2 separate regions of the Mus musculus genome follow, and region 2 is linked to region 1. The links are chromatin loops, found by intact Hi-C in ENCODE. Cell type or tissue: heart. All regions are shown on one strand. Links, peaks and the distances in the headings refer to the core of each region. The heading gives the core; the rest is flanking DNA.

Evidence for each region. Hi-C counts contacts between places; a loop is a spot of excess contacts. Peaks named below come from ENCODE experiments on the same cell type or tissue, not always from the same donor. Only the 100,000 strongest peaks of a DNase experiment are listed, where the experiment ranks them.
Region 2: a loop joins it to region 1, with 2.6 times the contacts of the local background. A loop is called at or near these places in 4 of 42 quality-filtered maps.

The regions. Positions count from the first base shown.
Region 1 is chr14:61,324,648-61,337,056 of GRCm38, forward strand. It overlaps the pseudogene Gm5461. Among named protein-coding and RNA genes, the nearest start is that of Gm25716, 12 kb to the right of the region's middle. In heart, for the core only: CTCF peaks have their summits at 2,527 (motif pointing right), 3,488 and 6,801 (motif pointing right); DNase peaks (open chromatin) are centred at 3,374 and 6,554; H3K4me3 peaks cover 1,537 bases; H3K27ac peaks cover 371 bases.
Region 2 is chr14:62,037,266-62,049,674 of GRCm38, forward strand. It overlaps Gm35307 (a long non-coding RNA gene), which reads left to right. Exons shown (of 3, transcript XR_383481.2): 3 at 1,291-1,662. Among named protein-coding and RNA genes, the nearest start is that of Gm35307, 8.6 kb to the left of the region's middle. In heart, for the core only: a CTCF peak has its summit at 5,245 (motif pointing left); no DNase peak of the experiment used is centred there.

The DNA of each region.
Region 1 (12,409 bases), core at 2,156-10,155:
TGTTATGCAATTAGTCACAAATAGTGACTGGAGTTTTTGCCCACACACATGAGTATTGTCTAAAACATGTCTTCTTTGTAGCAGCTAGGCCCTGCCACCACTGTGCTTGGCTGAGGTCACAAATCTGTTGTAACCTGTAGCTTCCCTGTCACTTCTCTGGCTCTCCTCTCCTGCTAAGCTTTGTTTCCTGGCTGTATGTAATTGGAACCTCCTGCCACTGCCATAGCTACTGCTGCTGCTGGAACCTCCATAGCCACCTTGGTTCCATGGTTTAGCAAAGTACTGACCTCCACCACCATAAGGGCCAGAGCTCCTGCCTCCAAAGTTTCCTCCCTTCATCGGCCCAAAATTTGAAGACTGATTGTTGTAATTGCCAAAATCATTGTAGCTTCTATCACCTCCAAAACTGCTTCCATCATTGCCAAATCTATTATAGCCATCCCCACTGCCACCATATCCACCACCACCATGGCTGCCACCAAAGCCACCACGACCACTAAAGTTCCCTCCTCAACCAAAATTGTCATTGTCACCAAAATCGCTTCCACGACCACCACCCAAGTTTCCAGAACCACTGGGACCTCTCTGGCTGGATGAAGCACTAGCCACCTCTTGCTTTGACAGGGCCTTTCTTACTTCACAGTTGTGGCCATTCACAGTATGGCATTTCTGAATAACAATCTTATCCACAGAGTCATGGTCATCAAAGGTAACAAAAGCAAAGCCCCTCTTTTTCCCACTGCCTCTGTCAGTCATAATTTCTATCACTTCAATCTTCCCATACTGCTCAAAATAATCTCGTAGGTGATGTTCTTCAGTGTCTTCTTTAATACCACCAGCAAAGATCTTTTTCACAGTTAAGTGGGCACCTGGTCGCTGCGAATCTTCTCTTGAGACAGCTCTCTTGGGTTCCACAACTCTTCCATCCACCTTGTGTGGTCTTGCATTCATGGCAGCATCCACTTCTTCCACAGTGGCGTATGTGACAAACCCAAAACCCCTGGATCTCTTGGTGTTTGGATCTCTCGTTACCACACAGTCGGTTAGTGTTCCCCATTGCTCAAAATGGCTCCTCAGACTCTGGTCGGTTGTTTCGAAGCTCAGCCCTCCAATGAAGAGCTTCCGAGCTGTTCTGGCTCCTTGGGAGCCTCTGATTTAGACATGATGGCAGGGTTACGAGAGCCTTCAGCCATGCTTCCTCGGCAGCGTCAAAGAGCAGAAAGGAATACGATAACGAACGTGCCCCACCCTGCCTCCATCTTAGGCTTAAAAGCTATCTTATAGTAAACACAAACTAGGTTTATTCCAGTTTATGATTAAATCTCTGTTTCTCAAGGATTGGGCTATGCCCAACCTTAATTACAAATGGTTCTGTACTGCCTGTTCCAGAAAATGATAACCATATCTTTGTTTCAGAAAAGTGCAGCCATCTTACAATCCAATCGTGGTTTTAAAAGGCTGCCATGACCTTATGCCCCCCTTGGAATCGCGTCTTTGTTTCAGGAGGTTATTATGACTGATGTGTCATGCTTATGTTCTGCCCCTGTAACCCCGCCTATTTCTAAATACCCCATTTGGAAACCTTCTACCTTTGAGCTATAAAAACTTTGTCTTCCTCATGTCCAAAGCTGACCTCTTGAACTCTGCCTTACAGGAGAGGTAGCCCAAATTAAAATAATAATAATAATAATAATAATAATAATAATAATGATAATAAACAAAAAAGAACCTTACTTTAATTAATTGTTTGCTTTAATTAATTTGGCCAATTAATTTGGTCAGTGATCTTTCTCCTCCCATCTTTGAGATTAACAGTCACAGGCTTTCGTACTTCCTCAAAAGAATAAGCCAAGGTGGATTTACGATCAAGTACACGGAAGTCAACACTAGAGAAGCCAATGCATCTCCAGAACACTCCTACTTGGAGCCCCGAAGTACAGTGTGGATGCAAACAGGAGGACTAATGTCTCCTCAAAGGCTTCTAGCCTATCAAACACCGACTTACTTACTTATACCTGTAAAATTTTCAGTTTGGCTTTTTTTTAAAAGTATCTTAAAATGTGTATTTGCTTGAATGTATGGACTTATACACACATGACTTGTACCCACAGAGGCTACAAGAGAGCACCAGGCCCTGTGGGACTGGAGTTGTGAGCTGTCATGTGGGTGCTGGGAACCGAACCTGGATACTGAGTGAGATGAGTAGCCAGAGCTCTAACCACAGAGCCAGCTGTCTCCCCAGCCCTCCCCATTCTATAGCACCTGCCGCCTCAGTATCCCAAGAGATACGGTTGTAAGTCAGAGCGAGCAACTAACTCAGGTGACATTTCCCCAAAGTGCCTCCTCCCTCCGTCCAAGGTTTCAGGTATTTAGTTTTTTAAGATTTATTTATTTTATGTATATGAGTACACACTGTAGCTGTACAGATAGTTGTGAGCCTTCATCTGGTTGTTGGGAATTGAATTTAGGACCTCTGCTCTCTCAGGTTGGCCTCACTCGCTCATTATTATCACTGTAGCTGTCTTCAGACGCACCAGAAGAGGGCGTCAGATCTCATTATGAGTAGTTGTGAGTCACCACGCGGTTGCTAGGATTTACCCGCTGAGCCATCTCACCAGCCCCAAGGTTTCAGTTTTAATAGAGTTTGGAGTGGCATTATTGATAAGTAGGTAGAAAACTAAGCAGGAAAAAAGAGAGAAATTATAACCTGGGGGGGGGGGGACTGTACTAAAGAGAAATGTAACCCCACTACCCTAAATAGCTCAGTTGTAAACAACATTTGCATAGTCCTAAGAACATAAACACTAAGTACTCATTTAACCAGATGCCTATTTTGGGAGAAGGGGAAAAAGAAAGTGTCTGTTACAGGAGGGATGAGAGTTAACTCTTGTTCTTCCAAGTAACAAGCTAGGAGCCACAGTGCAGGGGGTGGGGGATGGGAGGGGAGGGGGAGGGGGATCCTCAGCTGTAAGGTGAGCAGGGCCTCAGGGCATCCCTCTGCGGAGTGACAGTGATGATGGCTGTAAATGTGGACATTTAAGGGACTCTGATTCCCTGCAGCCATAGCAAACCAGTGGGGACTGAATGGCAGCCGGTGTGGGGTGTGGAGTGGGTACAGGCTGAGCAGACGGGCCAGACTGGGCTGGCTCAGGAAGAGATGGGCTCAAGTTCCATGTCAGCAGGAGTCAGTCCATCTGGGGTAGAGGGCAGCCACAAGTCAAAGCAGGTGACACCCTCATGAGGTGCCAGTGTCCTGGTTCCGTGTAACCTGTAAAGCAGCCCTGACGGATGTGGGTGACTGGGAGGCAGGTTCCAGGCTCTAGCAAGATTTTTTTCCCCACTGCAGGACCCATCAGAGCCTTTGATAGGAGGATGGAAATAGACACCGAAAGACTTGGCAGTCAGGGGTGGACAGGATGCAGTGTTGAGCATGCGCACAAGACTCCATAGCGAGCAGAACACTGCGCCGGAGAGCTGACAGCACTGTCTAGCGGAGGCGTGGTGACTGGCATTAGCAGGAAAGGAATCTACTGTTTAGTTCCGGTGCTGAGCAAGCGCTCTGCCAGCCTCGGTGCTGCATCCCCAGATCTGTATTCTGATGCCTTCACCACCAATCACGAACACTCTCTCCAGCTGCTGGGGTCTAATTCAGGCTTCAACGCCAACAAATACTGTGAGGTTTGAGACAAGATGAGGGGAATCGTATAGGACTACAAAGAGAGACAGCTGGCTGTGAAATCCGCAGCCATCCAGCAGGGAGGTGGGGTCCAGAGACCTCACAGAACTGTGATGCTCACAGACCCACCCCAAACCAAGATTAAACCCACAGAGCCCTCCACCAGCCTGGAAATGATGGGGATGGCTGTAAAGGAGCCGGTGTGGGGTATGAAGCGCCTGTCTCCCACTCCCTTCCTTCAGGGCTTTCCCTTCAGGTTCTGTGGGCCTCTAGTGGGGTTTCCTGGGACTGACACTTCTCCATCCAGTTGCGGGAAGTCCCACTTGTCTGACTCCTCAAAGGACAGACTCCTCAAAGAAGCTACCAAAGGGGGCTGGCAAGATGGCTCAGTGGGTAAAGTGCCTGTCCCAGAAGCATGGGAACGTGTTCGTGGATCCTCAGCACACCCACAGAAAGTGGCTTAACCAAAGCCGCGTGTTCTCCTAATGCTGAGCATCTCTCAGCCTGACCCCCAGATTTCCCTGTTCACATTTTCTGCTCTCTAACATGGCCCTCTCTGAAGGGCTGCTGGCTTTCCACCAATGGGTTCCAGCAACTTCTGTCCTAGCCCTGTGAACTCAGCATGCTTTCACTCCATGTTACTAAAATTCACTGTCCTATTGATTATCCCACAATTAAAACCTTATCCTCGCCGGGCAGTGGTGGCGCATGCCTTTGATACCAGCACTTGGGAGGCAGAGGCAGGCAGATTTCTGAGTTTGAGGCCAAGCCTGGTCTACAGAGTGAGTTCCAGGACAGCCAGGGCTACACAGAGAAACCTTGTCTCGAAAAACAAAAAACAAACAAGCAAACAAAACAAAACAAAACAAAAAAAAACCTTATCCTCATCCCTTTATATTTCCCCTCAACCTTATTTTCCTACCCTGGCATAAGAACTCAAGATCTTTGTCCGTTGGCTATTTTGGAGTGTATCCGTTGGATAGAAATGTAGAAGCCACCCAGGTATTTTGTAGAGAACACAAAGTGAGCAAGGTAGTCAATGGGACCCTTCAGGGCCTTCAACACATGATCACAGGCTCGTGCTTTCTCCCTATGGTCTGAGCAGGAAGAGGTAAACTCTTTCAGGATCAGGCCCGCTGTTTCATAAGCACTACCTATACTATATGGCATTTTGCCAACAGGTTGCTATCAGCTGGGATACATTGGCTGTCATCTGGAACTTCTTTGAGAAATGCCCTTGTCTTCAACCCTGGGCTCATTCACTTCTGGGAGGAAGGGAGGGTGTCAAATAAGTGTCTGTAACCTGCAGGGCTTTCTGGAGTCCCTCTTGATTACCACTGAGTCCTGGGTTTCAAGTCTCTCTCTCTCTCTCTCTCTCTTTTTTTTTTTTTTTTTTTGGTTTGGTTTGGTTTTTTGAGACAGGGTTTCTCTGTATAGCCCCGGCTGTCCTGGAACTCACTTTGTAGACCAGGCTGGCCTCGAACTCAGAAATCCACCTGACTCTGCCTCCCGAGTGCTGGGATTAAAGGCGTGTGCCACCACGCCTGGCTCTGGGTTTCAATTCTTAACTTAACAAACATGTCCGGCCCATCTGTGTTCGACTCTGGGTTCTGTGCATTCAGCTTTGAGTGCCTTGGAGGGCACAGAAGTTTCTCAGTCTTGCTGGTGTGTCTATACTTCAGGGCTACACAGCAGGAGTGGGAAGTGCCTGCCTGGGCCTAGCTTCTGCCTCTTGGTGCCCACAGAAGTGATGATGAAGGTGACTCCCCTGGGCCAGAACCCCATAAAGTCTCTGGGAGGTGGGTCCCCTCTTGGTCCCATCACCACCAGTTTCCATGAATGATGTCACTTGTGGTTATTCTTCAGGTATGGTTATGTTGGGGGAACCCAGCTGGGGGCAATGCAGGGACCCAGAGGGTCAGGCAAGGGGAAGGGGGCTCACATAATTGAGGATTCTCTCTCCTGGATTTAGGACTATCCCCTGGTCCTCTCCTGGCTGGAACAGAGAGTCGCTGACCCCTCACCCCTTTATGGTTGTTCTGAGATGTCCCCCTCTCTGGAAGACAATGATGATAGAATACACTCAGGGCCTGTTCCATAAATAACTGCTTGAGCTGAAGCAGGAAAGCCAGTCTAAGGAGGGTTTTTAACGTGCTCAGTCTCACAGGAGCACATGTTAAGCGCTGTACCAACCATTCCGGAGAAAGCTAAGAGGCAGGGGAGCACGCCTCTTGCAGAGCGAGCGGTTCCAATCCTCTTGCAGAGCGAGCGGTTCCAATCCAGTCTCACTGAGCACACAGCTAGGATCTAGCTCTGTGGCAGTGTAGCCGCAGATCCTCCCTCCCGTACCCATGGCACCAGGCAGACCTCTCAGCTTTCCTTGCCAAGTTCTTTGGTAGAATATGATAATCGTCTTTGGGGTTCATGGGATTAATGAGGGCTGGACAATACAGCGAACAGAAGTGCTTTGAAGAGGGACAGATCTGCGCTGGGCACTAACAACAGTCAGGCTTTCCTTGAATGCCTGCCAAGTTGGCATCCCAAATCCACTCCATTCTCTCTTCCACTTACTGCCTAACAAATGGAAAAGGCAAATGAACGGCGGCGGCGTGCGTGGCTTTTATCATGGACACCCTACACCCAAACCCAAGAGTGTTAGGGGAAGGGCCCATTGTCTGGAGATTTTTGAACTCAGACCTTGAAAGAACCGATGTCCTCGGAGCTCACTGTTCTACCCTCCCCCAGCCTTGCCCTAAAAACTCCAGATGCTAAAAATACCCTGGCCACCTGCTGCCCAGGGAGACAGTAAATCACGGGCCTTCTAGCACTAGAATCCCAGCCAGGCCTGGTTCAAGGTGGCCCCGGGCACAAACCCACGAGGTTAAGTTCACGTTTCTCCACCCAGGCTGCTACTAGCAGCTTTCCCTACTGCCCAGGAGGCTACAGGCAGAAGGGCCCAGAGCCAACGGGACCAGCTTGAACTTTCTGGAGCCAACGTGCCGAGTGGGTGAGGGGCAGTCTGGGAAAGGGCTGCTGGGGAAGGAGGCTCCAGGGAAAGGGAGCTGATGAGGCCACAAGAAGCAACTGCTTTACTGTATTAGAATACGGTCTGCACAACCACAAGTTGCCATACTGCGCTGTCTTGTTATTCGGAGGCCACCAGATGGCGCTGTTAACAAGGAACTCATGTATCTGTGGTGTGTGCTATTCCCTAGATGGGAAGAGAATTACTGGAGACAGCTCTTGCTTGACCTGGGCACACAGTGGCACATGGAGGAAATTTGCTACACACACACACACACACACACACACACACACACACACACACACACACACACACACCTCTAAACCAAAACACAGGCAAGAATGTCAAAGGTCAATTCACTTTCATTCTTAACACAGGACCACAGGCAAGAAATGAGAGGCAAATTAAATTTTAATGGACTTTTCAGCAAAAGGTTTCATCAACAAAGACAGTTGTGGGGACAAGTGCAGATTATATTTGAAAATTTGGGGATCCCTGAGAGTTTTCTAGAAAGCTATGTTATTACAGGTAACTGCTATCACACCAGTCAGTGGTGGCACATACCATTAATCCCAGCATACCAAAGGCAAAAACAGGCAGATACCTGAGTTCAAGGCCAGTCAGGTCTATAGAGTAGGTTCCAGGACAGCCAGGGCTACACAGAGAAGCCCTGTCTGGAAAACCAAACCAAACCAACCAACCAACCAACCAAAAACAATAATAAAAAGACAAACTGCTGTCAATCAGCTGCACGGTCCAATCAGTAAAATATAAAAACAGAGCAGTGCATAAGCTACAAGATAAGTGATGACGTTAAGGGCTACTCAAGTGTAATGAGTAGATCCACGTGATTGGAAATTACTTTGTGGTGGTTTGAATGAGAGTGGCCCCCCCTAGGCTCACGTGAGAATGCTTGGTCCCCAGTTGGTGGAACTGTTTGAAGGATTAGGAATGTGGGCTTGTTGGAAGAGGACTGACTGCCTTTAAGTTTTCAAAAGTCCAGGCTATTCTCAGTGTGTTCTTTCTTCTCTCTGCCTCACATAGACCACGGTGCAAGCTCTCAGCTACTGCCCCAGCACCATCCCTGCCTGCCTGCCTGCCTGCCTGCCTCCCACTATGTTTCCCACCATGATGATCATGAACCATGAGCCTCCAACTATAAGTTATATATAACTATATTATAACTTCCTTTATAAGTTACCTTGGTCATGGTGTTCTGTTATGCCGGGAGAAAAGTGACTAAGAAACACAGATCATCATCATCATCATCATCATTATTATTATTATTATTTGTGCATAGCTCACCTTCAACTGAGTGACTTTCAGATCTTTTATGTTCCTGGGGATGCATCTAATATTGTGTGTAATCCTTGCTGTTGGAGTAGAAAGACCACGTTTTTGTTGATGTTCCTGTTTTGGAGGCATGGTCCTGTTATTGTAGCCCAGTTGGCTCTGGACTGGAGCTTCCTCTGCCTCGGCCTTAGTTACCACCTTGCTGGGAGGTATACTTTTAAGTTGACTTTGACCTAATTCATGGGTGCTCTCACCCTGTGTCCCTCGGATTTCTTCCGGATAAACGACTTTTACACACAAATCTAGAATTCCAAGTACGCCCTGGGAAGGGTGTACAAAAATTACTATAGACCCCACTCAGGGCCATTTAAGTAACAGAGACACAGGCTCCAAGAAGTGGCCAAGGTACGGCTTCAGGGAGAGAAGGGATTGAACCAGGACCTAACTGCAGCACAATGGCCACACTGCAGCCTCTCTTCCAGAGTTGGAAAGAGGCCATTTAATACTTTCAAGTAACAGTCTACTTCCTCCAATCACACAAACATCTGAGGAAACTGGCTTCGAAAGTCAAGGATGATTGCTAGCAACTGTTGGGCTGCATCCTGCCTCATTGCTGGGGTGCCTAGAGCGGCTGGCATGCCACTTAGGGGAGGCAAAACAGTTTGCAATGGGGGGAGCCATGTTTTCCTGGGTGGGAAGCAGAGGCGTCTGGGATGGCTGCTGTGGCTCCCCGTCTCCTGTGTACACAGGCATCACTGCTGTACCACTGGGAGTCTGGAACGGGGATCCTCAGTCCATACTTCCCTTCAGGACCTTCATGAACCAAGCAGGAAGAGGAAGGCAGAGCCCTGTATGGGGACTGAACCTGGTTTGGTTCCGAGTGAGTGCCCAGAGTGTGGAGGGGCTGGAAGAGAAGAGAAAGCCTTCCTTGGGAGATTTAAGCACAGTTCTTTATGCCAAAGGCCTCCCCCCATGGCGATCTTTGATGAAGGGACAGTCCTTGCTTGTTCAAACTGCTTTATTTGATGGTGACTATGAATGCATATGCCTTACTCAGGGTGAACTAGGGATTAAATATCTTTTGCAGGAAGGAATGTCCAGGAAGGGAAGCTCATTGGCTGAACACTAGGGGCCTATCTAGAGACTTCATTAGCATGGAGAACATCAGGTTTTTAATGCTACGTGGCTGGCTGCCATGGTCCTCTCAGTGGGGTGACATTTACATGTTCCAAAGCAGGTAGAGTTTGGCAGGACCTGGCTCCACACCTCAGTTCTGAGCTTCATGGGGTTTGAGGTCACTCAACCTTACCACTTCTTGTGTCTGGTGGCACAGTTCACTTGCCCCACAACCAACCAGCTTCTGCTATGGGCACAGATTCCTCAAAAGTGAAGGCCTTTTCAAACTACCCACCATTATATTGTGTGGGATGTGGAGAGCTGTGGCTTGAAAAATGGAAAACTAATGAAAAAGGAGAGAGACTCGTCAAGTTAATACACACAGAGAAAAATCTTTAGGAAGCTGAAAGCAAGTTTGTCATACTGGTCTTCTCTGACCAGTTGAACCCTCTCTACAGCCCCTCCCCTTCTTTCTTCCATTGAAACAGGGTCTTACCATGTTATCCAACTGGTCTCAAACTACTGGGCTCCAACGATCCTGCTGCCTCAGCCTCTTGAGTGGCTAAAACCACAGATATGGGTCACCAGTACCCAGATTGTTTTCTTCTTGCTCTTCCAGTTTCCCCTCTCAGCATTACACTTCTGTCTATTTTAGTTTGGGGTTAGGGCTGAATCCAGGGTTTCAGGCACGCTAGGGCAGCACCCTACCACTACAGCCAAGTCTGTGTAATAAAGCAAGTTTTAAAGGAAATTCAACAGCAAAGCATAATATATCAGACTATTAACTTCTAAGGATTAACCAATGGGTGTGACTGCTTCCTATGGGGAAAGATGATGATTCTGGGGAATGTACTAAGTCTGGGGTCTGCAGGGATATCCAGGTGAGATGCAGACTCTCCATGTAAGAGTGAGTGGAAGATGCTAGTACCCTCTTCCACCTATGTCTGGTAGGCCTACTACTTCAGGGCATTCAAAGTTGGGGAAGTATGGCAGTTAGCATGCTTATTTGAGGCCTTGCACAATTATTCTCTTTAATTCATTATTTCTCATTAGAGACAAATTTGAGCTTTTATTTAAAAAAAAAAACCAAAGCAGGCACATGTATTTTAATGATAATTTTTGTCATTGTTTTTGAAACTATGTTCCACACTGTTGCACAGGCTGACCCCAAACTTCTGGAGATACTCTTGTCTGCGTCCAGGAAGCTGAAACTGCAGGCATGCACCACTATACCACAGCTATAATTGTAAGTTATAAGAAAACACATGGGGTTATTTTTCAAGCCTTGTATTAGGGCTCTCTAGAAGAAAAGAATCAACCAAGCAAATTAATCAGTGAATCTGTTCATCGATTGTCTACATGAATTAAATGATTTAGTCAATCAGCTAGTGTTACAATAGTGATGCTCGGTCCCTGAGGCTAGGTGCCTTGGCAGATCCAACCTGGTCCTGCACACCTACAGGATTCCTGGAGAGCCGCTGGTGCTCAGTCGATGACAGAAGCCGGGAACTGCTGGTTCTGGTATCCATGAAGACTCGGCAACAGCAGTAGGGTCTATCATCCAGCATGTGCGGAAGGCCAAGCCAGGCCAGTGACCTTCCTTGTGCCAGGAAGTGATGCCCATATTTAGAGATGGGTCTTCCCATACCAATAAGGCAACCAGGACAGTTCCAGACTCCGGCGACTCTAATCTGTGGCAAGCCGACATTCAACCAATTATCATAAACCTTTTTTTGCATTTCAGTCTCTCAGCAAGGTTTTATAATTCTCACACCTCAACATGCAGACTGCTTTTACAGCCCAGGTATTAATTATTACCACTGAGGATTGATTAGTGGAGCCAAGACAGATACAAGGTCACGGTGCCACCCAGACTCTTCTCAGATGAAGTATGAAGACATCTGCTCAATGCTTTCTGGATGGGAGGAGTTTACAAGAGAAGTTTAGAGTATTAATAATAGCAAGTGGGGGTGGAAAAGCCAAGCCTTCTTGCTTCCTCCTTCTTCCTGTCTTGTGTATCCTAGACTGGCCCCAAACTGTCTATGCAGCTGAGAGTGACTTTCTGATCTTCCTGCCTCAACCTCCTGAGAGGTGTGTGTCAAGGAGGATCGAATCCAGGACTTTGAATGCGCTAGGTGAAACACCATGGCCAAAGGCAAGCGGGAAGGAAGGGGTTTCTTTGGCTTACCTTTCCACATCATAGTCCATCACCAAAGGAAGTCAGGACAGCAACCCAAACAAGCCAGGAATCTGGAGGAAGTTGATGCAGAAGCCATGGAGGGGTGCTGCTTACTGGCTTGCTCCCTGTGGCTTGCTCAGCTTGCTTTCTTATACAATCCTAACCCCTAGCCCCAGGTTGGTACCACCCACAATGTTCTGGGCCCTCCTGCATCGGTTACTAATTAAGAAAATGCCCTACATGCTGGGTGGTGGTGGTGCACGTCTTTAATCCCAGCATTTGGGAGGCAGAGGCAGGCGGATTTCTAAGTTCGAGGCCAGCCTGGTCTACAAAGTGAGTTCCAGGACAGCCAGGGCTATACAGAGAAACGCTGTCTCAAAAAAACAAAAAAAACAAAAAAAAACAAAAAAAAACAAAAAAAAAAAAAAGAAAAGAAAAGAAAATGCCCTACATGCTTGCCTATAGCCCCCGACCCCCATCATATGGAGGCATTTTTCTCAATTGCGGTTTCTTACTTTCAAATGACTTAGGCTTATGTCAAGTTAACATAAAACTAGCCCACACACTAGGCGAACACTTGACCAATTTAGCTACATCTCCAGCCCAGGACTTTTGTTGTTGTTGTTAAAAATTATATATACCAAGTAGTGGGTTTCCTTCTGACTTTTTCACACATACTTCTCCCTTGTTTGTCCTCCTCCTGCTGTTCCTCTTCCCTCCCTCAGTAGCCCTCCTGCCTTCATGTCACATGTATTCTAATTACCCATCCCCTCCTGCCTTCATGTCACATGTATTCTAATTACCCATCCCCCTACAACCTGAAGATTGCTTCTGCCGATCTCACGGTTCCTAGTTTCTTTGGCATCCATATAACAGATAGGGAGAAGTTAAGACAACTGATTCCTAAGGTTCTGAGCAAAATTTAGACTTAAAATATTTTTTGTTCATTTTATGTGTATGAATGTTGAAAGCCTGCACGTGTGTCTATGTAACATGTGTGTGTCAGAACAGGGCACTGGGTTTCCCTGAGACTGGGGTTGCAGACTGTTGTGAGCTACTGTGTGGAATCAAGCTACCTGGGAATCAAACCCAGGTCCTCTGCAAGAGCACGTGTTCTTCT
Region 2 (12,409 bases), core at 2,004-10,003, 710 kb after region 1:
TCTCAGTTCCAGCCTTTCCCGGATATTGATACTGCATTTTAACTCATGAGACTGATGGCTTCTCAGGCCTCACCAGCAGACTACAGGCTCTGGCCATCCAGCAGTCTGGGGAGAGAACAAAAAAGTTTAGAAGGGATTGTTTCTCCAAACGTTCTCGTTCATGCAATTCTACATTGTGGGCGTGTAGATATGTAAAATACATTTAGACTCTGCAACACACAGGCAGACACAGAAAGAGAGAGAGAGAGAGAGAGAGAGAGAGAGAGAGAGAGAGAGAGAGAGAGAGAGAGAGAGAGCAGGGATGATGGTAGGAAGCTGAGATAGATAGTGAACAGGCAGGCAATGAACAACCTGGCCATGTTAGGAGAACTTCTTCCTGCTAGCTCAGCTATCCCTACAGTAGGCTAGTCCGGGCATGTAGGTCTCTGCAGCCAGAATAAGGGGAAGAATTTCTTGGGTGGGGCTGACTTTTTATCTGCTGACAAGGAGATCTGCTCTTTGTTAGCTGAGGAAAGGTGGCCTTGAACATACACAGCAGACTGGGTGGCTGTTGTTGAGGGCCAGTTTGGTTCCTGTTGGAAACTTGAGAAAGATAGATTAGGCAAAACATCAAATGGCTCTGGGATTGGCAAGTGTTTCAGGATGAAAGAGGGGACCTTGCAGAGCGGAGAGAATTTCTCAAGTGTTAGACGCCATCTCTCTTGGGGGTTGTGATGGGTACCTGACTATGCATGCTGGGTCAGACTGCACCCTGCTCCAAGTACACCATATTGTCTAACACAATGGCTTTCCTGGGCTGTGTGCTGTCCTGGATGACTCCACTTTTTACAATAGCATGTGACTCCACCTTGAGGGCAGACACAGAGGAGAGATGACTTGGCACTTTGGTGGCAATCCTGTTCCACACCACCTATGAGGACAAGTAAGAATGTTTTAAGATTTTTAAAAGGAGGGACATATAAGCAGACCAGAATCATATCAGGAAAATAAAGCCTGAGAACTGACTGACTAAACACGCCAGGGTGCGGACAGCTCAACGTCATTACCTGGACCCCATTCAAAACAGGGCATCTAACACTACACTGTTGACAGCCCCTTTTGACTTGTAATCTAGTGTGTGCATCCAAGGTCTGACTGGCAAAGAACTCCCTACTACCCTAGGGGCTTCAGCTTATTGTGGTCCCCAAGCTTCTGACCTAGCCTATATGAATTGCCATCAGCCTGTTTGTTCATCCGTGTGAACCCAGGCTTACTTTTTTCTTCTCTGTCTTCCATTGTCCCGGACCTCAGCTGGGCAGCTCACTTGACTCTGCTCAACTCTGGGCTTGCTGTCTGAGTCTCCAGCCACCCCCTGGCAGCCCCTCAACAAGCTCAGCACTTGATTCCTACAGTGTCCATGCCAGCCTTCTGCCTGCCCTGCAGGAAAGCCTCTTTGGAGCAACTTGGACTCTGCTATACTATATTTAAGGCTTTGCAGATATCCTGTGACCTACATGTATTGTATGTCATTGCATTTGCTGTGTGATGTGTGACTGAAGAGTTCACAGTTGTAATTAAGATGGAAATAAAGTAACTTGTGTTTGCCAGTTAAGGGCAACAGGATTCTTTTCGCAAGTTGCAACCAATGAAAATCTCTAGACTATGAGTTTATTGTTATTTACACCATGGGACGGTATAAATATGCTTATGTTTCTCACATAGTATATTATAAGTTAGGGTTCTCTAGAGGAACAGAGCTGATAGATAGATAGATAGATAGATAGATAGATAGATAGATAGATAGATAGATAGACAGACAGATAGATATAGAAAAGAGATTTATTAAAATATATTAATTATAAATTATAAATATATTATATATATTAGTGGTTCAGCTAGTCTAATAATGGCTGACTATTAACAGAAAGCCCAAGAATCTAGTAGTTGCTTAGTCTTGGAAGTTCTATGTCTCAGTGAGTCTTCAGTGTATGACAAAATCCAGAAGTGGGCTTTATTGCCAGTGAAAGATTGGACTTGCCAGAGAGTGAGAACAGGCAGGCAAAGAGAGCCAAAGAGAGATTCCATCTTCCTTCTTCCATGTCCCTTGTACAGTCTGCTATCAGATTGTGTGGCCGAGATTAAAAATAGATCTTCCCACCGCAGAAAATCTAGATTGAAAGTCAGTCTTCCCACCTCAAATGATTCGATTAAGAAAACTGTCCTTCATAAGTGTGCCCAGGCCACTGAGCTTTAGTTGATTCCAGATGCAGTCAAGTTGACAACCAAGAATAGACATCACACACAGCATGCTCGCGACAGAATGCTTGTAAAAATTCGTGAGAGAGTACACCCAGAAAGGATGGATTCACTGCGTACCAGATTACAACTCCAGTAGCTGAGTGAGGAAAAAAGATTGGAGCTTAGCAGGCTTTCAATGCCAGGGCCTGCTGCTCTGAGCCACTAACACCTCTTCTAAAATACTAGACTTCAGTTTTTGTTAAGTCAAAAACAATCTCATGGTAAGTCCCAGCCCCCTCAGAGTGTGTAGAAAGCAGGGTGTTGCGGGTGGGCAGCATCTGTAGTTTCCAGAAGTGTCTTTGCTGATTTGGTCACTTTACTTTCACTTTATTTTGTTTATTATTATTATTGTGCATGTTGGTGAGCACACACATACCACAAGGCACGTATGCATGTCAGAGAATGCTCTGTACAGTTGGCCCGTCCTTCACCCTTCTCCCTAGGGATCAAACACAGGTCAGCAGGCTTGCACCAAGCGCACCTTTACCCACTCAGCCATTTAGCCAACCTATATTTTCTATTTATTTAATTTTATAATCAGGCTCATGAAGAGGCTGAATATCAGACATTGACTTTGGGGTCCCAAAGTCATGGCTGTAGAGAAAAGTTAGAAGTTTCCGACGGGTTGTCTACGTAGAAAACCCAGGAGATGAGCTGATCCTTTAAGAGAACACCTTGGTTCCTGGACTTTGAGTAGAAGCAGTATCTACACATGGCTAACACTTGGACAAGGCCAAAGGAGTTTCTACACTAGTGAGAAAGAGAGAAAGCCACCAAGAAAAAAAGACAACCAAAAAAATTCACAACAAACATGGACACAAATGTTAAAAATGCCAGCCCCCCCACCTCAATATAGCAAGAAAATTGTAGTTAATTGAGCAAAGACGAAATTGAATAAGTTGGCAATTTTCATTTTTTCAAACTAAGTGTGATCAATATTATCCTAATCAAAATAAGAAAAATGATATATTCTCATGGAAATGTGACTGTGAAGTTGATCTGGAAGCATGGATAAATGAAAGTAACCAAGAAAGAGATAAAGACTTAAAGCAAAAAACAAAAACAAAAAGACAAAAAGCTCTTAATAATGCTTTAACAGAAAAGTCCCAGAGCAACAATCAATAGAAGAGAGTCAAGTCCCTCAGCACACTCAAATGTATGTCAACATTTATTATAATAAAGCAACTTCAGACTGCTGGATGAAGCTGAAGTTTACTCTGATGAGTAGTGCTGGCATAATTCCTTTTTTTTTTTTTGAGGATAGAAAGGGGTTCAAATCATATCCCCAAATAAATTCTTGATGAATCAAATAATTAAAATTTAAAAGCTGAGAGAAGAGAAAATTATGATGAAGTTTCATCAATTCTTCATGTTGAATAGGTTTTTAAGAGAAAATGGGGAAAGATTTATGAAAGAAGACAGATAAGTTTTATACCAAAATTAAAACCATTTATATGTCAAACTTAAAAAAAAAATCATGCGGCAAAAAGTACCCAAAGGAAGAGTGCAACATTGAAGGCAACACATGGTTCACTTAGAGAGCTTCCAGGGATCAGTAACTAGAATATTAATATCTTAAACAAAAATTGCTGTTATTTACAAGAAATAAATTGTATAAGTGGAAAAATTAGACAACAAGCACTGAAAAATAAAGTCCAGTGTTTGTTTAAAATATAATGGGAAGAAGATCACATCTATACAATTAGGGCATAATTTAAAGGTAGGGAAAAATCCAATAATTATATGTTTAGGTAGAGGGTCAGATAAGCAGCAGCTATACAAAAGGCTCAGTGGTTAAGATGTTCTCGGTGCAATGGTGAGGACCACAGTATTGCACCAGGACCTAGGAACAGTTGGAGTCTATGCTGGCTGTAACCCCAGCTCTGCAAAGCTGAGGAAACAGGGGCTGCTGGGGGCGACCCTGCCTCAAAAGACTATGCCAAGGGTGATATCAGAGGACACCCAACACCCTTTCCTGGACTCCATATACATGTATAGCTACATGCACAGTACACATGTACACACATAGGCATGCACATACACAGATACACACACAGACACGTTCACACTCACACACACAGGAACATATGCACACAGACACACATGGACATGTACACACACAGGTATCTATATAAAGACACACATGGGGACATGTTCACAAATACACAAACACACACAGTGACACATATACACACACAGACATACACAGAGGCATATATACACCCAGACACACATACAAGGACATGTACACACATTTTCACACAGAAATGCACAATACAGACACAGACACAGACACAGACACACACACACACACACACACACACACACACACACACAACTGTTTAGAGCCAGGAATGAGGAAACTCTCATGTACCTCAAGAGGAAATGTGAGATTTTAGGGCTGAAATATGGTTACATATCCAAAATCTTAAAGTTGTAAATGCAGGCTCACCTCATAATTCCTCTGCAATGAATCTATCCTGAGGGAAGTTTTTTTTGTTTTGTTTTGTTTTTTTTGTTTGTTTGTTTGTTTGTTTGTTTTTTTTTAAGAAAACGATATTTAAGGGTTTTGGTACAAGCACTTTATTGTAGTGTTATTTATAACTAAAAATGTATCAAAACGTGTTTAAAGAATTACAGTACAGTTACAGATTGCAGAAAATTACACTCCCAAGGATATTCAAAAATTTTAAAGAAATATAAAGTTAATATGAAATGAAACCAAAGAGGCTTCAAAGCCACATGGCTTGGGCTCTTCATGTATGCCTGCATATGTCCACCCATGGGTATGTGCCACCCATGCAGAGATTGGCACAAATGGATCGACAAGTGGTTGCCAGGATAGTGAGTTTGTTAGTGGGGTTTGTAACCTTATTTGCTTTTTGTTTCAGTTTTTTTTATGAACAAAAGCTATTAGCTTTATTATCATAAATATTAGTTTTGCAGTTCTCTCTGCTACCGAGGGCTCCCCCTGCTGTTCACTTGGGAAACATGAGGGCTTGGCTTTGATAGTCCCTAATTGTGATTCCCTTTGTTTTCTGGAAGACTCTAATCTTTGGCCTAGTGGCATTCTCCATGTCTCATTAACCTTGAGTGCAAGATCTTTTAATTTGCGTATTTGTAATGATAGGTCGTTATTAGTGGAGATATAATTCTTGCACACTGATCATTTATTTGAAAGGATCACTCCCATGGCTTGTCAGATTCCGAGACATTTTCACCACTCCAAGCAGAAGCCTGTACCATTAGCCACCAGTCCCCCTCAGCCCTCCCCCGCCCCTGGTAAACAGTGCATGGCATTCAGGCATGAGCTTGCCAGCTTCAGACATTCTATAAAATGGAGCGATTGTGAGCCTGCCTGTTGCATCTGGCTTTCCTCCCTGTCTTACAGTCTTCAAGGCTCGCCCGTGCTGCAGCTGAACTTTGTTCTTTTTACCACTGAATAATATTCCGCTGTCTAAATACATCACTGCAGCCTATTTATTCACTAGTTAATAGGCATTTAGATTCTGTTTACCTTTTAGCTATTTTAATTAATGCTGTGATGAATATTCATGCGTACACTTTTTATCTTGCATCTTAAATTCCCTTCAGTGAAATGCTAATGCATATTGTTACTCGATATTTAACATTCGGAGAACCAAGTCTTTTTATCACTCCTGAAGGAGAGCGCGTACTCACTGCCAGTCACCAGAGAGGGAACTGCCCAACTATTCCAGAGTGACTACATCATCCTGCATCAAGTGGAATCTTTCTGTGGTTTGATTTGCATTTGCTAATGACTATGGGTTTCTTGTAGGTGCTTTTTGGCCATTTGCACATTTTCTTTGGAGAAATGTTTATTTATACCCCCTGTCTCTTTTTAATTAGGAAATTTGTCTCTTTATGGTTGAATTGCAGTCATTTTCCCTCCATATCCAATGCTAGACTCCTGCCAGGTATGTGATTTATAGATTTTTTTAAATATCCTATGATTATTTTTATTATTTTGAAATATTTTTAAAACAAAATATCTTTTAATTATTAATCAAGTCCAAATATCTCAGTCTCTTTTGTTGCTTATGCTTTTGGTATCACATCTAAGAACTCATTGGCTGAGTCGCAGGACACGACATTTTCCAGCTGTGATGCCTTCGGCATCTCATGGCTTCAGTTCTTACCTTTAGGTCCACATGCACTCTGGGACTATCTCATTTTAGCATTTGACCATGGTGAGAGGGAGTCTCACCTTCAAGTATGTTCTACTCTTTCAGCACCATCTCTCTGTAAGCATGGCATTGCCCTTACTGAATTGCCTCCATCTCTTTATTAAAAATAAGTGCGTGCATTCTGCATCTCAATCCTATCTGGTGACCAAAATGACTGGCAAATTTCCAACTCAACCTTTGGACTGTCTGAAACTTTTATGTGAAAAGGCAGCTGAGATTTTGGTAAAAGAACAAGGAAGGATCTATGGACACAGAGTTATAACATGGAATCCCAAGTCTGTGAGGACAGACAAGCTAACATTATTTATGCTCTTTCTCTGAGTGGTGTTTTGCAATTTCCTTGTATATAAGTTACCATGTTAAATCTATTTCTAAGTTCTTATTAAATGATCATATAAATAAAATGTTCTTAATGTTATTTCCTGAGTATGCATTGCTGGTATAGAAAACTGTAAATTCTTCTCTGCACAGTCTCTGCAGCCATAAGGCTACTGAAACAGCTTTTGACCATAATAGAGTTTTGTGGTTTCTTTAGCATTTCCTATTTCAAATTAAGCAAACACAGATACACGTATTGCTTCATTTCTAGTGTGGTGTTTTAAAATATAGTTTTCTCCACTATTGCTGTGAGTCAAACCTCCAGAACTATTTTCCAGTCGAAGGGAGACGGTTTTCAACTTCTAGCATCAAACATAATGTTACATTTTCTCCTTTACTTTATTTTATGTGTACTGGTGTTCTGTCTGCATTGTGCATGTGCATCAGTGGATGGAATACTCATAGAATGCATTGGCTCCCCTGGGCCTGGAGTTACAGACAGTTGGGAGCCAAAATGTGGATCCTGGGAATCAAACACAGGTCCCAGGAAGAGTAGCCAGAACTCTTAGCTACTGAGCCATCTCTCCAGCCCTATGAAGCATAATAGTAACTGCTTATATTTATTTGGTGTAAACCAGAATGAGAGAGTTCCCTTCCATTCTAATGTATTGGATATTTTAACAAGAATAATTTGTATTGTGGATGTAATCAGATGCTTCATGTATCTATTGCATGGACTCTTTCCTTCTGTCTATGAATGTGGTGTCTTAGTTTCTGTTCTATTGTTGTGACAAAACATCATGACCAAGACTTACAGAAGAAAGCATTTAATCTGTGGGCTCATGGTTTCAGAGAGAGAGAGAGTCCATGGCCATCACAGTGGGGAACATGGCAACAGGCAGCAGCCATTGCACTGGGATAGTAGCTGAGAGCTTGCACCCCATCCACAAGCCTGAGACAAAGAGAGAGAGAGAGAGAGAGAGAGAGAGAGAGAGAGAGAGAGAGAGAGAGAGAGAGAGAGAGAGGTGAGTAGGAGCTAGCTGGAAATGCCCGAGGCTTTAAAACCCCAAAGCCCAAACACAGTGACACACCTCTCTAACAAGGCCACACCTCTGAATCCTTGCCAAACAGTTCCACCAACTGGGGACTAAGAATTCAAATACATGAGCCTATGGGGCACATTCTCATTCAAACCATGACATATAGTATATAGCATTCATCATTCTTAGTATGTTAAACCAACCTTGCATTCCAAGAGTAAATTTTAGTTGATCAGGGATAATGGATTTTTTTTTGTAACTCTTTAAAAAGATTGTACACTGAATTGTGCTACTAGCTTTGTTAATTTTAATATAGTTATAAGAATTATTGATTTGTACTTTTTTTGAGATGTCTTTGACTGGTTTTAATACCCAATGTCACTACTCTTATATGACAGCTTGTTTTGTTTTGTTTTTTTTCCCCTGAAAAATTTCTAAATGATTGGTCCTAATTGTTAAGACACTTGATAGGATTTATGTGTGAAGCCATCTGGTTGGGTTTCTTTTTTCCTTTTCTTCCTAACCTGGTCTCTTACTTGTATGGTTCATTCAGATTTTTATTTCTTCCTGAGTCCATTTAGGAGCTAAGAATGTTTACCACCAACTGTTCAAAACATTACTGCATCCCATTTTCTTGTTCATGTAAGAGTTTATCATTTCTTTGAGGTTAGTAGTAATCTCTCTTTCTTATCCCTAATTTTAGTACTGGTTTTGTTTCTCTCTTTTCTTAACCATTTTAGGGCAGAATTGTCATTTTTCCTGATCTGTGTAAAGACTCAGTTTCACTGTCACTGACTGTCCCTATCGTCCCCGCTTCCTCTATTTTCCTTTATCATTCATTATTTTTTTCATTCTGAATTTTTTGTTTGTTTGTTTGTTTTTTGTTTTTTCCCGAGACAGGGTTTCTCTTTGTATCCCTGGCTGTCCTGGAACTCACTCTGTAGACCAGGCTGGCCTCAAACCCAGAAATCCTCCTGTCTCTGCCTCCCAAGTGCTGAGATTAAAGGCGTGTGTCACCACTCCCCCGCTGATTCTGTTTTTTATTAATTGAATTTGTGTTCAGTTTTATGTGAGTGTGTGTGTTTTCTAGTATAAAATTTACTTATTTTTATTTAAGATCTTTTTCAAAATTGATGTAATTTCCAAAAGGATATTTTTACAGTCATTTCTTACTATTATCCTCCATAAATGTTCTGGTATTTTGTGTACACCTCCCTCCCTCTCTCTGTCTCTGTCTGTATCTATCCCTCTTTCTGTCTCTGTGTCTCTGTTTCTGTGTGTGTCTCTGTGACTGTTTCTATCTCTGTGTCTCTGTCTCTTTATTTCTCTGTATGTCTGTCTCTGTATGTCTTTGTGTCTCTTTCTCTTTCTGTATGTCTCTGTGTCTCTGTCTCTGTCTCTCTATGTGTCTCTGTGGCTGTGTGTTTCTGTGTCTCTGTCTCTTTATCTCTCTGTCTGTCTCTGTTTCTGTGTCTGTCTGTCTGTCTGTCTGTCTCTGTCTCTTTGCCTCTGTCTCTTCCTCTTTCTCTCTTTTTCTCTGAATGGGCATTGAACTCTGATTCTTTTGTGCTCAGCAAATACTTTGCCCCTGAAATTCACCCCAGCCTTTGATGTTTTATTTTCACTCATCTCATGGCATATCTGACTTACCCTGTGATTTCTCCTTTGATTCACTCATTATTTAAGATTGTGTTGCTGAATTTTCACATATTTGTGATTTTTTTTTAAGTATCCTCTTGCTGTTGATTACTAATGTCATTCCATTGTGGTTGGAGAACACATGTGATATAATTTTGTTATTTTTAACCTTAGATGATCAGCTTTTTCAAGTGTGCTCTGATTTACACACACACTTTGACACAAAAGCAGACACACAGCGATAAATAACTGTAGAATAATAAAAACTCCACAGTATTTTAGCCTAATATATGGTGCACCCTGGATAACACCCAATGTGCATTTAAGAACATGCTGTGCTATTACATGTGTTTTACATGTGTTACATATGTGCTCTACAAATACCTGGTAGGGTCGCTTAGCTTTATAGTTTATTCAAGTGTTTGTTTTCTTGTTTGCCTTCTGGCCAGTTTATCTGTCTGTTATTGAAATCAGATATTAAAATCACCAGCTATTAGTAATCAATGTTAAAATGTCCCACTTCAGGGCTGGTTTGGGTTTATGGTTTGGGATTCTGTTATTAACTACATGTGTTAATAAATGTCATGGTTGTTGAAGAATTAGCCTTTATTTTAATATTGTATACCTTTTAAAACTTGGATTATCTTCTAAATGTTCTCTGGTGATTTGTCATAAAATTTTTACTTTTTTTTTAATCTTTAAGTTTACTATGGGTAAAATTTACTATAAGTAAAGTTTGCATTGAGGGTCTTTTCCAGTCCTTTTTATTCAGCTTTCAATACTTTTGAATTTGAAGTATTTCTTTGCAGACAGCATGTAAGTCTCAGAAAGGGTTTTAATAGATAAAAAGGGATAGTTTCTGTACACAGACATTGTGAACACAGATAAACAAAATTAACCGCCCCACCCCACCCCCAAGATTTTAGTGGCATTTAATGTATAATGCAAACTTCTAGGAGAAAATAGGATTTGCTGTATCCCCTTCCCCTGCCCAGTGAAGGTAGCTGCAGAATATTAACCTTTTATTGATAAGTGTCTTTTAGCAAGTGTTTTGTGAGGTTATGGAAACACTGACTAATATTTTTGTCACTGGCATATAAGTAAGAGAAATGAACTTAAAGGAGAAGGTTTTGTTTCAGGTCATGGATTTCCAAGCTTTCAGCCTCTGGACAGTTGGAACCCATTGCTTTGGGTGTGAAGTGAGGCAGACTATCATGGTGGCAGGAGTGTGTGGTCAGGAAGCAGAAAGAGGGAAGATGCACATTAGTTGTCCTCCTTCTTACTCCTCTTTTATTCCACCTGGGTACCACCCCTAATATGTTGAATGGTGCTGTCCACTCAGGATGGGTCTCCTTGACCCTTTATGGAAATGCTCTCAGAAACACACCTACAAGAATTTTTTTTTTAATGTCAGCCATTGTCTATTCGGGTGAACAATTGAAGTCACCATATTCAAGATAGCTACTGTGTCTGTGACCAAGAGGCCAAGGCTTTGAAAGGAATTCAGGGCTAGCAAAATAAAATTCAAGTCAACTGCATAAACTGAATTTCATATAAACAACAACTTTAGTGTTTGCATGAACAATACATATACTCTGATGAAATTTTGTTCATCTAAAATTTATATTTAGCTGAATAGCCTGTAGCTTTGGAAGGTAATGGTGGTACCTGGATTGCTCAAAATATACAGCAATTTCATAGGAAAAAAAATCTAACATTAAATTTTTCAGAGTAGTGTTCATTGGTTTTTTACTAGCAGAAGCCCATTGGCATGGTTGAGGGATTAGTACACAAAGTCACTTCACTCTTAAAAACTCAAGGATCTTCGTAACGCGAGGCAATACTACAACCAGTAGTGATGTATTTAAAAATAATCACAATAATGAAACTAATGATTATGGCTCCTTCACTATGTGCACCAATCCAAGAGATTTTCATTTTGTTCTCATTTAAACTTCGAAAGAGCCCTAAGATTCCCTGGCTATAGTGTGTGGGAGCTAAGCCCTAAAATTCCCTATGATAGAAATTCATAGTATGTAGGATTTGAGTGGAATGGTTTATGCAGCTTAGCTGGGATGATTGTCAGTAAGAAAGGGCAAAACTGAGAAAGAAAAGAATTGCTAGGAAAGGAGAATTGTTGTAGTTCAAAAAAATAGCTCCATTGGGGGCCCTGTGTCCCATCCAATAGCTGACTGTGAGCATCCACTTCTGTGTTTGCTAGGCCCCGGCATAGCCTCATAAGAGACAGCTATATCAGGGTCCTTTCAGCAAAATCTTGCTAGTGTATGCAATGGTGTCAGTGTTTGGAGGCTGATTATGGGATGGATCACAGGGCCCCCAATGGAGGAGCTAGAGAAAGTACCCAAGGAGCCAAAGAGATCTGCAACCCTATAGGTGGAACATCAATATGAACTAACCAGTACCCCCGGAGCTCGTGTCTCTAGCTGCATATGTATCAGAAGATGGCCTAGTTGGCCATCAGTGGAAAGAGAGGCCCATTGGTCTTGCAAACTTTATCTGCCTCAGTACAGGGGAACACCAGGGCCAAGAAGTGAGAGTGGGTGGGTAGGGGAGTGGGAGGGGGAGGGTATGGGGGACTTTTGGGATAGCATTGGAAACGTAAATGAACAAAATACCTAATAAAAATAATAATATTAAAAAATAGCTCATGCTAATGTATCATGTTATTAAGGAGTTCAAATTAACATTCCCTCTGAGCAGACCTGTGGAGGGTTCTATGAGGTCACTTTAAGATATAGAGCCTGGCTGGCTGCGGTGAAACTTCCTGGTAATCATAATTCGATGAGGAGGAACAAGCCACGGTCTAGCCTGGGCTGCAGTTTTCTGTAGTCAGGGATGGTGTGTCATGCTTATAATCCCAGCAAGAACTGAAAGTTCAAGAGAAGCCTGATCAAACAGGACTGGAGA